Regions from separate parts of the Homo sapiens genome. Here region 2 is linked to region 1. Evidence: chromatin contacts called from ENCODE Hi-C or POLR2A ChIA-PET data. All regions are on one chromosome and are shown on one strand. The core of a region is the stretch at or near the end of the contact, and the rest is flanking DNA. Distances in the headings are between cores, read along the strand shown.

Evidence for each region. A loop is a pair of places that touch in the nucleus more often than their neighbours do. ChIA-PET counts read pairs that join two places held with the same protein, here RNA polymerase II (POLR2A). Pooled maps may share reads with other maps.
Region 2: a loop to region 1 is called in a map of gastrocnemius medialis, with 2.1 times the contacts of the local background. The contact joins the promoter of CKM here to the promoter of DMPK in region 1. A Hi-C loop is called at or near these places in 2 of 168 maps with a recorded cell type or tissue (gastrocnemius medialis and sigmoid colon) and 1 of 50 pooled maps. POLR2A ChIA-PET finds 5 or more read pairs at or near these places in 1 of 52 experiments (Panc1).

The regions. Positions count from the first base shown.
Region 1 is chr19:45,777,845-45,784,324 of GRCh38, reverse strand. DMPK (DM1 protein kinase) reads left to right here and starts at 1,835. Exons shown (of 15, transcript NM_004409.5): 1 at 1,835-2,132; 2 at 4,456-4,547; 3 at 4,803-4,886; 4 at 4,966-5,061; 5 at 5,684-5,832; 6 at 6,105-6,198; 7 at 6,452-6,480. The coding sequence starts at 1,973. DMWD (DM1 locus, WD repeat containing) reads left to right here. Exons shown (of 5, transcript NM_004943.2): 5 at 35-1,378. The coding sequence ends at 82. RefSeq lists a silencer at 4,604-4,773.
Region 2 is chr19:45,318,806-45,325,220 of GRCh38, reverse strand. It overlaps CKM (creatine kinase, M-type), which reads left to right and starts at 2,346. Exons shown (of 8, transcript NM_001824.5): 1 at 2,346-2,400; 2 at 5,490-5,700. The coding sequence starts at 5,508. RefSeq lists an enhancer at 1,380-1,622.

The DNA.
Region 1 (6,480 bases), core at 586-3,085:
AACCCCTCCCATCTCTCCCTCTCATCTTCCCCAGGGCATCTCCTCCCAACCAGGCAACTCCCCGAGTGGCACAGTGGTGTGAAGCCATGGATATCGGGCCCCCCCAACCCCATGCCCCCAGCCTCCTAGCCATAACCCTCCCTGCTGACCTCACAGATCAACGTATTAACAAGACTAACCATGATGGATGGACTGCTCCAGTCCCCCCACCTGCACAAAATTTGGGGGCCCCCCAGACTGGCCCGGACACGGGCGATGTAATAGCCCTTGTGGCCTCAGCCTTGTCCCCCACCCACTGCCAAGTACAATGACCTCTTCCTCTGAAACATCAGTGTTACCCTCATCCCTGTCCCCAGCATGTGACTGGTCACTCCTGGGGAGAGACTCCCCGCCCCTGCCACAAGAGCCCCAGGTCTGCAGTGTGCCCCTCAGTTGAGTGGGCAGGGCCGGGGGTGGTCCAGCCCTCGCCCGGCCCCCACCCCAGCTGCCCTTGCTATTGTCTGTGCTTTTGAAGAGTGTTAAATTATGGAAGCCCCTCAGGTTCCTCCCTGTCCCGCAGGACCTCTTATTTATACTAAAGTTCCCTGTTTTCTCAGCGGGTCTGTCCCCTTCGGAGGAGATGATGTAGAGGACCTGTGTGTGTACTCTGTGGTTCTAGGCAGTCCGCTTTCCCCAGAGGAGGAGTGCAGGCCTGCTCCCAGCCCAGCGCCTCCCACCCCTTTTCATAGCAGGAAAAGCCGGAGCCCAGGGAGGGAACGGACCTGCGAGTCACACAACTGGTGACCCACACCAGCGGCTGGAGCAGGACCCTCTTGGGGAGAAGAGCATCCTGCCCGCAGCCAGGGCCCCTCATCAAAGTCCTCGGTGTTTTTTAAATTATCAGAACTGCCCAGGACCACGTTTCCCAGGCCCTGCCCAGCTGGGACTCCTCGGTCCTTGCCTCCTAGTTTCTCAGGCCTGGCCCTCTCAAGGCCCAGGCACCCCAGGCCGGTTGGAGGCCCCGACTTCCACTCTGGAGAACCGTCCACCCTGGAAAGAAGAGCTCAGATTCCTCTTGGCTCTCGGAGCCGCAGGGAGTGTGTCTTCCCGCGCCACCCTCCACCCCCCGAAATGTTTCTGTTTCTAATCCCAGCCTGGGCAGGAATGTGGCTCCCCGGCCAGGGGCCAAGGAGCTATTTTGGGGTCTCGTTTGCCCAGGGAGGGCTTGGCTCCACCACTTTCCTCCCCCAGCCTTTGGGCAGCAGGTCACCCCTGTTCAGGCTCTGAGGGTGCCCCCTCCTGGTCCTGTCCTCACCACCCCTTCCCCACCTCCTGGGAAAAAAAAAAAAAAAAAAAAAAAAAGCTGGTATAAAGCAGAGAGCCTGAGGGCTAAATTTAACTGTCCGAGTCGGAATCCATCTCTGAGTCACCCAAGAAGCTGCCCTGGCCTCCCGTCCCCTTCCCAGGCCTCAACCCCTTTCTCCCACCCAGCCCCAACCCCCAGCCCTCACCCCCTAGCCCCCAGTTCTGGAGCTTGTCGGGAGCAAGGGGGTGGTTGCTACTGGGTCACTCAGCCTCAATTGGCCCTGTTTCAGCAATGGGCAGGTTCTTCTTGAAATTCATCACACCTGTGGCTTCCTCTGTGCTCTACCTTTTTATTGGGGTGACAGTGTGACAGCTGAGATTCTCCATGCATTCCCCCTACTCTAGCACTGAAGGGTTCTGAAGGGCCCTGGAAGGAGGGAGCTTGGGGGGCTGGCTTGTGAGGGGTTAAGGCTGGGAGGCGGGAGGGGGGCTGGACCAAGGGGTGGGGAGAAGGGGAGGAGGCCTCGGCCGGCCGCAGAGAGAAGTGGCCAGAGAGGCCCAGGGGACAGCCAGGGACAGGCAGACATGCAGCCAGGGCTCCAGGGCCTGGACAGGGGCTGCCAGGCCCTGTGACAGGAGGACCCCGAGCCCCCGGCCCGGGGAGGGGCCATGGTGCTGCCTGTCCAACATGTCAGCCGAGGTGCGGCTGAGGCGGCTCCAGCAGCTGGTGTTGGACCCGGGCTTCCTGGGGCTGGAGCCCCTGCTCGACCTTCTCCTGGGCGTCCACCAGGAGCTGGGCGCCTCCGAACTGGCCCAGGACAAGTACGTGGCCGACTTCTTGCAGTGGGGTGAGTGCCTACCCTCGGGGCTCCTGCAGATGGGGTGGGGGTGGGGCAGGAGACAGGTCTGGGCACAGAGGCCTGGCTGTTGGGGGGGCAGGATGGCAGGATGGGCATGGGGAGATCCTCCCATCCTGGGGCTCAGAGTGTGGACCTGGGCCCTGGGGCAACATTTCTCTGTCCTATGCCACCACTCTGGAGGGGCAGAGTAAGGTCAGCAGAGGCTAGGGTGGCTGTGACTCAGAGCCATGGCTTAGGAGTCACAGCAGGCTAGGCTGCCAACAGCCTCCCATGGCCTCTCTGCACCCCGCCTCAGGGTCAGGGTCAGGGTCATGCTGGGAGCTCCCTCTCCTAGGACCCTCCCCCCAAAAGTGGGCTCTATGGCCCTCTCCCCTGGTTTCCTGTGGCCTGGGGCAAGCCAGGAGGGCCAGCATGGGGCAGCTGCCAGGGGCGCAGCCGACAGGCAGGTGTTCGGCGCCAGCCTCTCCAGCTGCCCCAACAGGTGCCCAGGCACTGGGAGGGCGGTGACTCACGCGGGCCCTGTGGGAGAACCAGCTTTGCAGACAGGCGCCACCAGTGCCCCCTCCTCTGCGATCCAGGAGGGACAACTTTGGGTTCTTCTGGGTGTGTCTCCTTCTTTTGTAGGTTCTGCACCCACCCCCACCCCCAGCCCCAAAGTCTCGGTTCCTATGAGCCGTGTGGGTCAGCCACCATTCCCGCCACCCCGGGTCCCTGCGTCCTTTAGTTCTCCTGGCCCAGGGCCTCCAACCTTCCAGCTGTCCCACAAAACCCCTTCTTGCAAGGGCTTTCCAGGGCCTGGGGCCAGGGCTGGAAGGAGGATGCTTCCGCTTCTGCCAGCTGCCTTGTCTGCCCACCTCCTCCCCAAGCCCAGGACTCGGGCTCACTGGTCACTGGTTTCTTTCATTCCCAGCACCCTGCCCCTCTGGCCCTCATATGTCTGGCCCTCAGTGACTGGTGTTTGGTTTTTGGCCTGTGTGTAACAAACTGTGTGTGACACTTGTTTCCTGTTTCTCCGCCTTCCCCTGCTTCCTCTTGTGTCCATCTCTTTCTGACCCAGGCCTGGTTCCTTTCCCTCCTCCTCCCATTTCACAGATGGGAAGGTGGAGGCCAAGAAGGGCCAGGCCATTCAGCCTCTGGAAAAACCTTCTCCCAACCTCCCACAGCCCCTAATGACTCTCCTGGCCTCCCTTTAGTAGAGGATGAAGTTGGGTTGGCAGGGTAAACTGAGACCGGGTGGGGTAGGGGTCTGGCGCTCCCGGGAGGAGCACTCCTTTTGTGGCCCGAGCTGCATCTCGCGGCCCCTCCCCTGCCAGGCCTGGGGCGGGGGAGGGGGCCAGGGTTCCTGCTGCCTTAAAAGGGCTCAATGTCTTGGCTCTCTCCTCCCTCCCCCGTCCTCAGCCCTGGCTGGTTCGTCCCTGCTGGCCCACTCTCCCGGAACCCCCCGGAACCCCTCTCTTTCCTCCAGAACCCACTGTCTCCTCTCCTTCCCTCCCCTCCCATACCCATCCCTCTCTCCATCCTGCCTCCACTTCTTCCACCCCCGGGAGTCCAGGCCTCCCTGTCCCCACAGTCCCTGAGCCACAAGCCTCCACCCCAGCTGGTCCCCCACCCAGGCTGCCCAGTTTAACATTCCTAGTCATAGGACCTTGACTTCTGAGAGGCCTGATTGTCATCTGTAAATAAGGGGTAGGACTAAAGCACTCCTCCTGGAGGACTGAGAGATGGGCTGGACCGGAGCACTTGAGTCTGGGATATGTGACCATGCTACCTTTGTCTCCCTGTCCTGTTCCTTCCCCCAGCCCCAAATCCAGGGTTTTCCAAAGTGTGGTTCAAGAACCACCTGCATCTGAATCTAGAGGTACTGGATACAACCCCACGTCTGGGCCGTTACCCAGGACATTCTACATGAGAACGTGGGGGTGGGGCCCTGGCTGCACCTGAACTGTCACCTGGAGTCAGGGTGGAAGGTGGAAGAACTGGGTCTTATTTCCTTCTCCCCTTGTTCTTTAGGGTCTGTCCTTCTGCAGACTCCGTTACCCCACCCTAACCATCCTGCACACCCTTGGAGCCCTCTGGGCCAATGCCCTGTCCCGCAAAGGGCTTCTCAGGCATCTCACCTCTATGGGAGGGCATTTTTGGCCCCCAGAACCTTACACGGTGTTTATGTGGGGAAGCCCCTGGGAAGCAGACAGTCCTAGGGTGAAGCTGAGAGGCAGAGAGAAGGGGAGACAGACAGAGGGTGGGGCTTTCCCCCTTGTCTCCAGTGCCCTTTCTGGTGACCCTCGGTTCTTTTCCCCCACCACCCCCCCAGCGGAGCCCATCGTGGTGAGGCTTAAGGAGGTCCGACTGCAGAGGGACGACTTCGAGATTCTGAAGGTGATCGGACGCGGGGCGTTCAGCGAGGTAAGCCGAACCGGGCGGGAGCCTGACTTGACTCGTGGTGGGCGGGGCATAGGGGTTGGGGCGGGGCCTTAGAAATTGATGAATGACCGAGCCTTAGAACCTAGGGCTGGGCTGGAGGCGGGGCTTGGGACCAATGGGCGTGGTGTGGCAGGTGGGGCGGGGCCACGGCTGGGTGCAGAAGCGGGTGGAGTTGGGTCTGGGCGAGCCCTTTTGTTTTCCCGCCGTCTCCACTCTGTCTCACTATCTCGACCTCAGGTAGCGGTAGTGAAGATGAAGCAGACGGGCCAGGTGTATGCCATGAAGATCATGAACAAGTGGGACATGCTGAAGAGGGGCGAGGTGAGGGGCTGGGCGGACGTGGGGGGCTTTGAGGATCCGCGCCCCGTCTCCGGCTGCAGCTCCTCCGGGTGCCCTGCAGGTGTCGTGCTTCCGTGAGGAGAGGGACGTGTTGGTGAATGGGGACCGGCGGTGGATCACGCAGCTGCACTTCGCCTTCCAGGATGAGAACTACCTGGTGAGCTCCGGGCCGGGGTGACTAGGAAGAGGGACAAGAGCCCGTGCTGTCACTGGACGAGGAGGTGGGGAGAGGAAGCTCTAGGATTGGGGGTGCTGCCCGGAAACGTCTGTGGGAAAGTCTGTGTGCGGTAAGAGGGTGTGTCAGGTGGATGAGGGGCCTTCCCTATCTGAGACGGGGATGGTGTCCTTCACTGCCCGTTTCTGGGGTGATCTGGGGGACTCTTATAAAGATGTCTCTGTTGCGGGGGGTCTCTTACCTGGAATGGGATAGGTCTTCAGGAATTCTAACGGGGCCACTGCCTAGGGAAGGAGTGTCTGGGACCTATTCTCTGGGTGTTGGGTGGCCTCTGGGTTCTCTTTCCCAGAACATCTCAGGGGGAGTGAATCTGCCCAGTGACATCCCAGGAAAGTTTTTTTGTTTGTGTTTTTTTTTGAGGGGCGGGGGCGGGGGCCGCAGGTGGTCTCTGATTTGGCCCGGCAGATCTCTATGGTTATCTCTGGGCTGGGGCTGCAGGTCTCTGCCCAAGGATGGGGTGTCTCTGGGAGGGGTTGTCCCAGCCATCCGTGATGGATCAGGGCCTCAGGGGACTACCAACCACCCATGACGAACCCCTTCTCAGTACCTGGTCATGGAGTATTACGTGGGCGGGGACCTGCTGACACTGCTGAGCAAGTTTGGGGAGCGGATTCCGGCCGAGATGGCGCGCTTCTACCTGGCGGAGATTGTCATGGCCATAGACTCGGTGCACCGGCTTGGCTACGTGCACAGGTGGGTGCAGCATGGCCGAGGGGATAGCAAGCTTGTTCCCTGGCCGGGTTCTTGGAAGGTCAGAGCCCAGAGAGGCCAGGGCCTGGAGAGGGACCTTCTTGGTTGGGGCCCACCGGGGGGTGCCTGGGAGTAGGGGTCAGAACTGTAGAAGCCCTACAGGGGCGGAACCCGAGGAAGTGGGGTCCCAGGTGGCACTGCCCGGAGGGGCGGAGCCTGGTGGGACCACAGAAGGGAGGTTCATTTATCCCACCCTTCTCTTTTCCTCCGTGCAGGGACATCAAACCCGACAACATCCTGCTGGACCGCTGTGGCCACATCCGCCTGGCCGACTTCGGCTCTTGCCTCAAGCTGCGGGCAGATGGAACGGTGAGCCAGTGCCCTGGCCACAGAGCAACTGGGGCTGCTGATGAGGGATGGAAGGCACAGAGTGTGGGAGCGGGACTGGATTTGGAGGGGAAAAGAGGTGGTGTGACCCAGGCTTAAGTGTGCATCTGTGTGGCGGAGTATTAGACCAGGCAGAGGGAGGGGCTAAGCATTTGGGGAGTGGTTGGAAGGAGGGCCCAGAGCTGGTGGGCCCAGAGGGGTGGGCCCAAGCCTCGCTCTGCTCCTTTTGGTCCAGGTGCGGTCGCTGGTGGCTGTGGGCACCCC
Region 2 (6,415 bases), core at 1,097-3,596, 460 kb after region 1:
CTCTTGCCCAGGATGGAGTGCAGCAGTGGCTCGATCACAGCTCACTGCAGCCTCGACTGCCTGGGTTCAAGCAATCCTCCTGCCTCAGCCTCCTTGTTTTGATTTTTAGATCCCACAAATAACTTGTGATGTTTGTCTTTCTATACCTGGTTCATTTAACATTTTCTTTTTCTTTTCTTTTCTTTTTTTTTTTTTTTGTGAGACTGAGTCTTGCTCTGTCACTCAGGCTGGAGGGCAATGGTGCCATCTCAGCTCACTGCAACCTCCACCTCCTAGGTTCAAGCAATTCTTATGCCTCAGCCTCCTGGCTAGCTGGGATTACAGGCGTGTGTCACCATGCCAGGCTAATTTTTGTACTTTTAGTAGAGATGGGGTTTCACCATGTTGGCCAGGCTGGTCTTGAACTCCTGGCCTCAAGTGATCCACCCGCCTCCGCCTCTGCCTCCCAAAGTGCTGGGATTACGGGCCTGAGCCACTGTGCCCGGCCCATCTAACATTTTCACTGTCAATCACAATGGGATTAAAACTCCTCCCACAGCCCCTAGGGCACCATGGGTCTGCTCCTGTCTCCCCTCCAACCTCATCTTCTTCCTCCCACTCTCTCCTTGGCCCCATCTGCTCCAGTCCCCTGGCCTCCTTCCTGTCTGTCCTCAGATGTGCCCAGCCATTCTCACCTCAGCGCCTTTGCACCTGCTGTTCCCCCCAGAGCCGCACATGGCTGGCTCCCTGTTCTCCTTCAGGTCTCTGCTCAGATGTCATCTTCCCAAAGAGGCCTGCCTCGACCTCCCCTGCTGCTGTGCCGTCCCCTCATCTGTGACCCTCTTGCACTATCACCTCCAGGACGGCGGGGGTTTTGTGTTTTGTTGTAGCCTCAGGAAGTGCCTGATAGATCCCTGTTTCGAGACCAGTTCCATTTGGTTTTCTGGGCCTCAGTTTCCGTAACCGTGAAGGAGACCCTCGGCAATCTGAGCTTGCTGGGAAAGGGCTGGGCCCCATGTAAATATTTCTAAAGCACCCCTCTCCCCTCCCCCCTCAGATCAGGAGTCTGAGGGAGAGGCACAGAGGCTCCCTTTCTCTAAGCCAGTCCTCACCTGCCTAAGAAGATGTGAAGGAGACCCAGGAGACCCTGGGATAGGGAGGAACTCAGAGGGAAGGGACATTCTTTTCTTCGTCGCAATCCTGGGAGCTCCCTGGAGGAGGAGACCCGATCAGCCTGCAATCCTGGCGCGTCCCAGGAGGAGAAAGCGGCTTCCTCTATACTGTACTCTCCTCCACAGAACCCCCCTCTCAGCCCTGGAAGTCCTTGCTCACAGCCGAGGCGCCGAGAGCGCTTGCTCTGCCCAGATCTGCGCGAGTCTGGCGCCCGCGCTCTGAACGGCGTCGCTGCCCAGCCCCCTTCCCCGGGAGGTGGGAGCGGCCACCCAGGGCCCCGTGGCTGCCCTTGTAAGGAGGCGAGGCCCGAGGACACCCGAGACGCCCGGTTATAATTAACCAGGACACGTGGCGAACCCCCCTCCAACACCTGCCCCCGAACCCCCCCATACCCAGCGCCTCGGGTCTCGGCCTTTGCGGCAGAGGAGACAGCAAAGCGCCCTCTAAAAATAACTCCTTTCCCGGCGACCGAGACCCTCCCTGTCCCCCGCACAGCGGAAATCTCCCAGTGGCACCGAGGGGGCGAGGGTTAAGTGGGGGGGAGGGTGACCACCGCCTCCCACCCTTGCCCTGAGTTTGAATCTCTCCAACTCAGCCAGCCTCAGTTTCCCCTCCACTCAGTCCCTAGGAGGAAGGGGCGCCCAAGCGCGGGTTTCTGGGGTTAGACTGCCCTCCATTGCAATTGGTCCTTCTCCCGGCCTCTGCTTCCTCCAGCTCACAGGGTATCTGCTCCTCCTGGAGCCACACCTTGGTTCCCCGAGGTGCCGCTGGGACTCGGGTAGGGGTGAGGGCCCAGGGGGCACAGGGGGAGCCGAGGGCCACAGGAAGGGCTGGTGGCTGAAGGAGACTCAGGGGCCAGGGGACGGTGGCTTCTACGTGCTTGGGACGTTCCCAGCCACCGTCCCATGTTCCCGGCGGGGGGCCAGCTGTCCCCACCGCCAGCCCAACTCAGCACTTGGTCAGGGTATCAGCTTGGTGGGGGGGCGTGAGCCCAGCCCCTGGGGCGGCTCAGCCCATACAAGGCCATGGGGCTGGGCGCAAAGCATGCCTGGGTTCAGGGTGGGTATGGTGCGGGAGCAGGGAGGTGAGAGGCTCAGCTGCCCTCCAGAACTCCTCCCTGGGGACAACCCCTCCCAGCCAATAGCACAGCCTAGGTCCCCCTATATAAGGCCACGGCTGCTGGCCCTTCCTTTGGGTCAGTGTCACCTCCAGGATACAGACAGCCCCCCTTCAGCCCAGCCCAGCCAGGTACTGCACGGGGCGGGAATCTGGGTGGGGGCCAGAGTAGGGGATTTCTGTGGGTGCTAGAGGCTTGGCTTGGGAAAGGGTCTGTGTGTCACCCCTTGCTCCACCAACATCCTCCTATACAAAGGCAGGTCGGTGCGTGGGAAGGTTGACCCTTGTGTGTCTGGGAGGCCCCTCCATCTGTGAGGCTGCCTGAACCCCCCACTGGGACCTGTGATTTCTGCGGCACAAGTCTTGGGTTATGGGGAGGGATCCGAGATGAAAGGGGTCCTGACAGCTGCCAACTGTCACCCCCTGCAAGGGGCTGTTGAGCCAGGCCTGTGTTCATTACAGTTTGTCGCCAACACTGGCGCCACAAGCCGTGGGAGGTGTGTCTGTCGCCTAGCAGAGTCTGCAAGAGCAGGTGTCGCAGGCTTTCTTTGCGTTTGCTACTGTGTGGGTCCCTGTGACCTTGTTTCTGACTTAGTAGCGGACACATGAGTGTCCTGGGCATGTCCTTGAGTTTGGAAGTGTGACTGTGTGACTTAGTTTACAGTGTGATCTGGGGAGTCTGCGGTGGTGGGGGTGTGTGGCTCTGGGGCTTTCTGCTTATGTCTCTTGTGGGGGGGGTCACCACCCTGCCTCAGTGCCCTCTCCTGGGGTGTCCCTGGCAGGGATTAGGGGGGCATCCTCTGAAGGGAGGGGGTCTGGGCTGCCATCCCAGGATGTCCTTGAGCCCCGAGGCCTGGACCCGTGTCCTCCCAGCCACCCTGGCCCACCTGTCTTGGGCCTGCTGACTTGGTGCAAGCCGAGCCCCGGAATGTGGGGGTGGGGCGGGGCAGCAGCTGGGGGTGGGATGGCAGGCAGTTGCCAGATTCTAAAAATAACCACCCTGGACAGCAGCACCCAAGGTCTTTGGCGGGTCCCTGTTCCTCTTCCCTGGCTTCAGCTCACCGTGGTCCCAATCTCCCTCCCACAATCCCACCTGCTTCCCATCCCCGTCTCCCACCGCTGCTGGAGGCCCCTTCTCCTTTCTGGGTCCCTTCTCCTTTCTGGGTCCAGTGAATAAAATAATAATAACAGTAGGACCTGGCGCAGTGGCTCACACGCATAATCCCAGCATCTTGGGAGGCCGATGCTGGAGGATCACTTGAGGCCAGGAGTCCCAGACCAGCCTGGGCAACATAGTGAGACCCCATCTCTGCAAAAAAGTAGTAATAACAAATAACAATAATAGCAGCCACCAGGGTTCCAGGCTCCAACTCCATGCCAGGGCCTGTGCTCAGCCAACCTCATGGCCAAGCTCAGAGGATCCTGGCAATCCTACGGGGCAGGCTCAGTTCACAGGAGACAGAGGTCCAGAGAGGCCTAGTGACTGGCCTGGGGTCACACAGCAGGGAAATGGCATAGGTGGGATTTGAACCTGCCTCTGACGACCCAGAGGCTGAGCTTTTCTTCCCTTCTGAGCCCTGTGGGAGAACTGTCAGCAGGCAGAGGTGGGGGCAGCTACCCAGCCCTCCCCCGACCCAGCCCTTTGTCTTTGGATTGATAATCCAAGAACCTGCTCACATACTCCCAGCAGCACCCTCACCTCCACCTTCTCACCAGCTCCTCGCACGAACCTTTAAAATAACAACAACAGGCCAGGTGCCGTGACTCATGCCTGTAATCTCAGCACTTTGGGAGGCAGAGGTGGGCGGATCACTTGAGTTCAGGAGTTCAAGACCAGCCTGGCCAACATGGCGAAACCCCAACTCTACTAAAAATACCAAAAAAAAAAATAGCCAGGTGTGGCACACGCCTGTAGTTGCAGCTACTCAGGAGGCTGAAGCAGGATAGTTGCTTGAACCTGGGAGGTGGAGGTTGCAGTGAACTGAGATTATGCCACTGCACTCTAGCCTGGGCGACAGAGCGAGACTCTGTCTCAAACATAATAATAATAATAATAATAATAGCAGCTAAGTGAAATAATGCTTATTGTGTACCAGGCACTGTTCCGAGAGCTACACCTGTATTCACACATTTAATCTTTTCAACACTCCCATGCGGCAAGTGCTGTTAGGATCCTCATTTTCTAGATGAGTAAATTGAGGCACAGAGGTTAAGCAACTTGCCCCTGGCCACACAGCTGGTTGTAGGTAGCAGAGCTGGGAATCAAACCCTGGGCTGATTCCAGAACCTACACTCTTACCCACACAAAATATTTTTCCAGCCTCCGGGAGGGGCCCGTTTTCCACCTGGGGAAATTGAGTTTCCAGCAAGAATGACTAGTCCAGGCTCACCCAACTGGGATACGGCAGAGCCAGGCCCTTGATCTAAGACTCCGGATGCCTTCCTGCTGAGACACAGGGGCTCAGAGAGAGGATTTCTCTTGCTCCAAGTTACACAGCCTGCCTGACCCCAACGCCTTGCCCAGTTCTCTTGCTGCTGTCTGCAAGATGCGAGCTAGGCGGGGCACAGTGGCTCACGCCTGTAATCCCAGCACTTTGGGAGGCCGAGGCGGGTGGATCACTTGAGGCCAGGAGTTCGAGACCAGCCTGGCCAACCAGTAGAGATGGTGAAACCCCATCTCTAATAAAAATACAAAAAAATTAGCCAGGCATGGTGGTGTGCGCCTGTAATCCCAGCTACTCAGGAGGCTGAGACAGGAGAATCTCTTGAACCTGGGAGGTGGAGGCTGCAGTGAGCCGAGGTCTCGCCACTGCACTCCAACCTGGGTAACAGAGTGAGACTCCATCTCAAAAAAAAGAAGAAAAGGCCGGGTGCAGTGGCTCACGCCTGTAATCCCAGCACTTTGGGAGGCCGAGGCGGGCGGATCACAAGGTCAGGAGATCAAGACTATCCTGGCTAACATGGTGAAACCCCGTCTCTACTAAAAATACAAAAAATGAGCCGGCGTGGTGGCGGGCGCCTGTATTCCCAGCTACTCGGGAGGCTGAGGCGGGAGAATGGTGTGAACCCAGGAGGTGGAGCTTGCAGTGAGCCGAGATCGTGCCACTGCACTCCAGCCTGGGTGACAGAGCGAGACTCCGTCTCAAAAAAAAAAAAAGAAGAAGAAGAAGAAAAAAGATGCCAGCTAATCTTCAATCTTCCCCTCCTGCCCTGCCCATCAGGTCTCCTACACCGCCACCATGCCATTCGGTAACACCCACAACAAGTTCAAGCTGAATTACAAGCCTGAGGAGGAGTACCCCGACCTCAGCAAACATAACAACCACATGGCCAAGGTACTGACCCTTGAACTCTACAAGAAGCTGCGGGACAAGGAGACTCCATCTGGCTTCACTGTAGACGATGTCATCCAGACAGGAGTGGACAACCCAGGTGAGCCTCCCCAGTGGAGCACTGAAGGGGCTACATGGGGGCTCTGGAGGCTGCCGGCCATGCCCCAATCCCACCACCCTTGAAGGGGGGGGGGCCTCAGTTTTCTCATCTGTAAAATGGGGCTGTTGTGGGAATCAATGCATTAATATACATAAAGGCTTGGGACAGTGCGAGGTACTCAGCAAACCACGCAATAAACATGCACGAGAATAATGTGAGATCCCCAAGGAGGTCGGTTCACCTCCTGAACCTCAGTCTCCTCATCTGAAAAATGGGCGCCCACGTTGTGAAAACACAAGTCAATGGCTGTGCAGTGCTTAGAGTGGCACCTGGCACCAAGTGAGTGCTCAAGCTCTGACAGGGGGGCCAGGTGCAGTGGCTCATGCCTGTAATCCCAGCACTTTGGGAGGCCCAGGTGGGAGGATCACTTGAGGCCAGGAGTTTGAGACCAGCCTGAGCAACATAGCAAGACCCTGTCTCTACAAAAAATACAAAAAAATTAGCCAAGTGTGGTGATGAGGGCTTGTGGTCCAAGCTACTCAGGAGGCTGCGGTGGGAGGATCGCTTGAGCCTGGGAGGTGCAGGTTGCAGTAAGCCGAGATCGCGCCACTGTACTCCAGCCACAGAGTGAGACCCTGTCTCAAAAAAAAAAAAAAAGAATCTGACAGGGGATGTTATTAATGTTATGGTTGTTTCTCAAAGGACATTGCAAGGC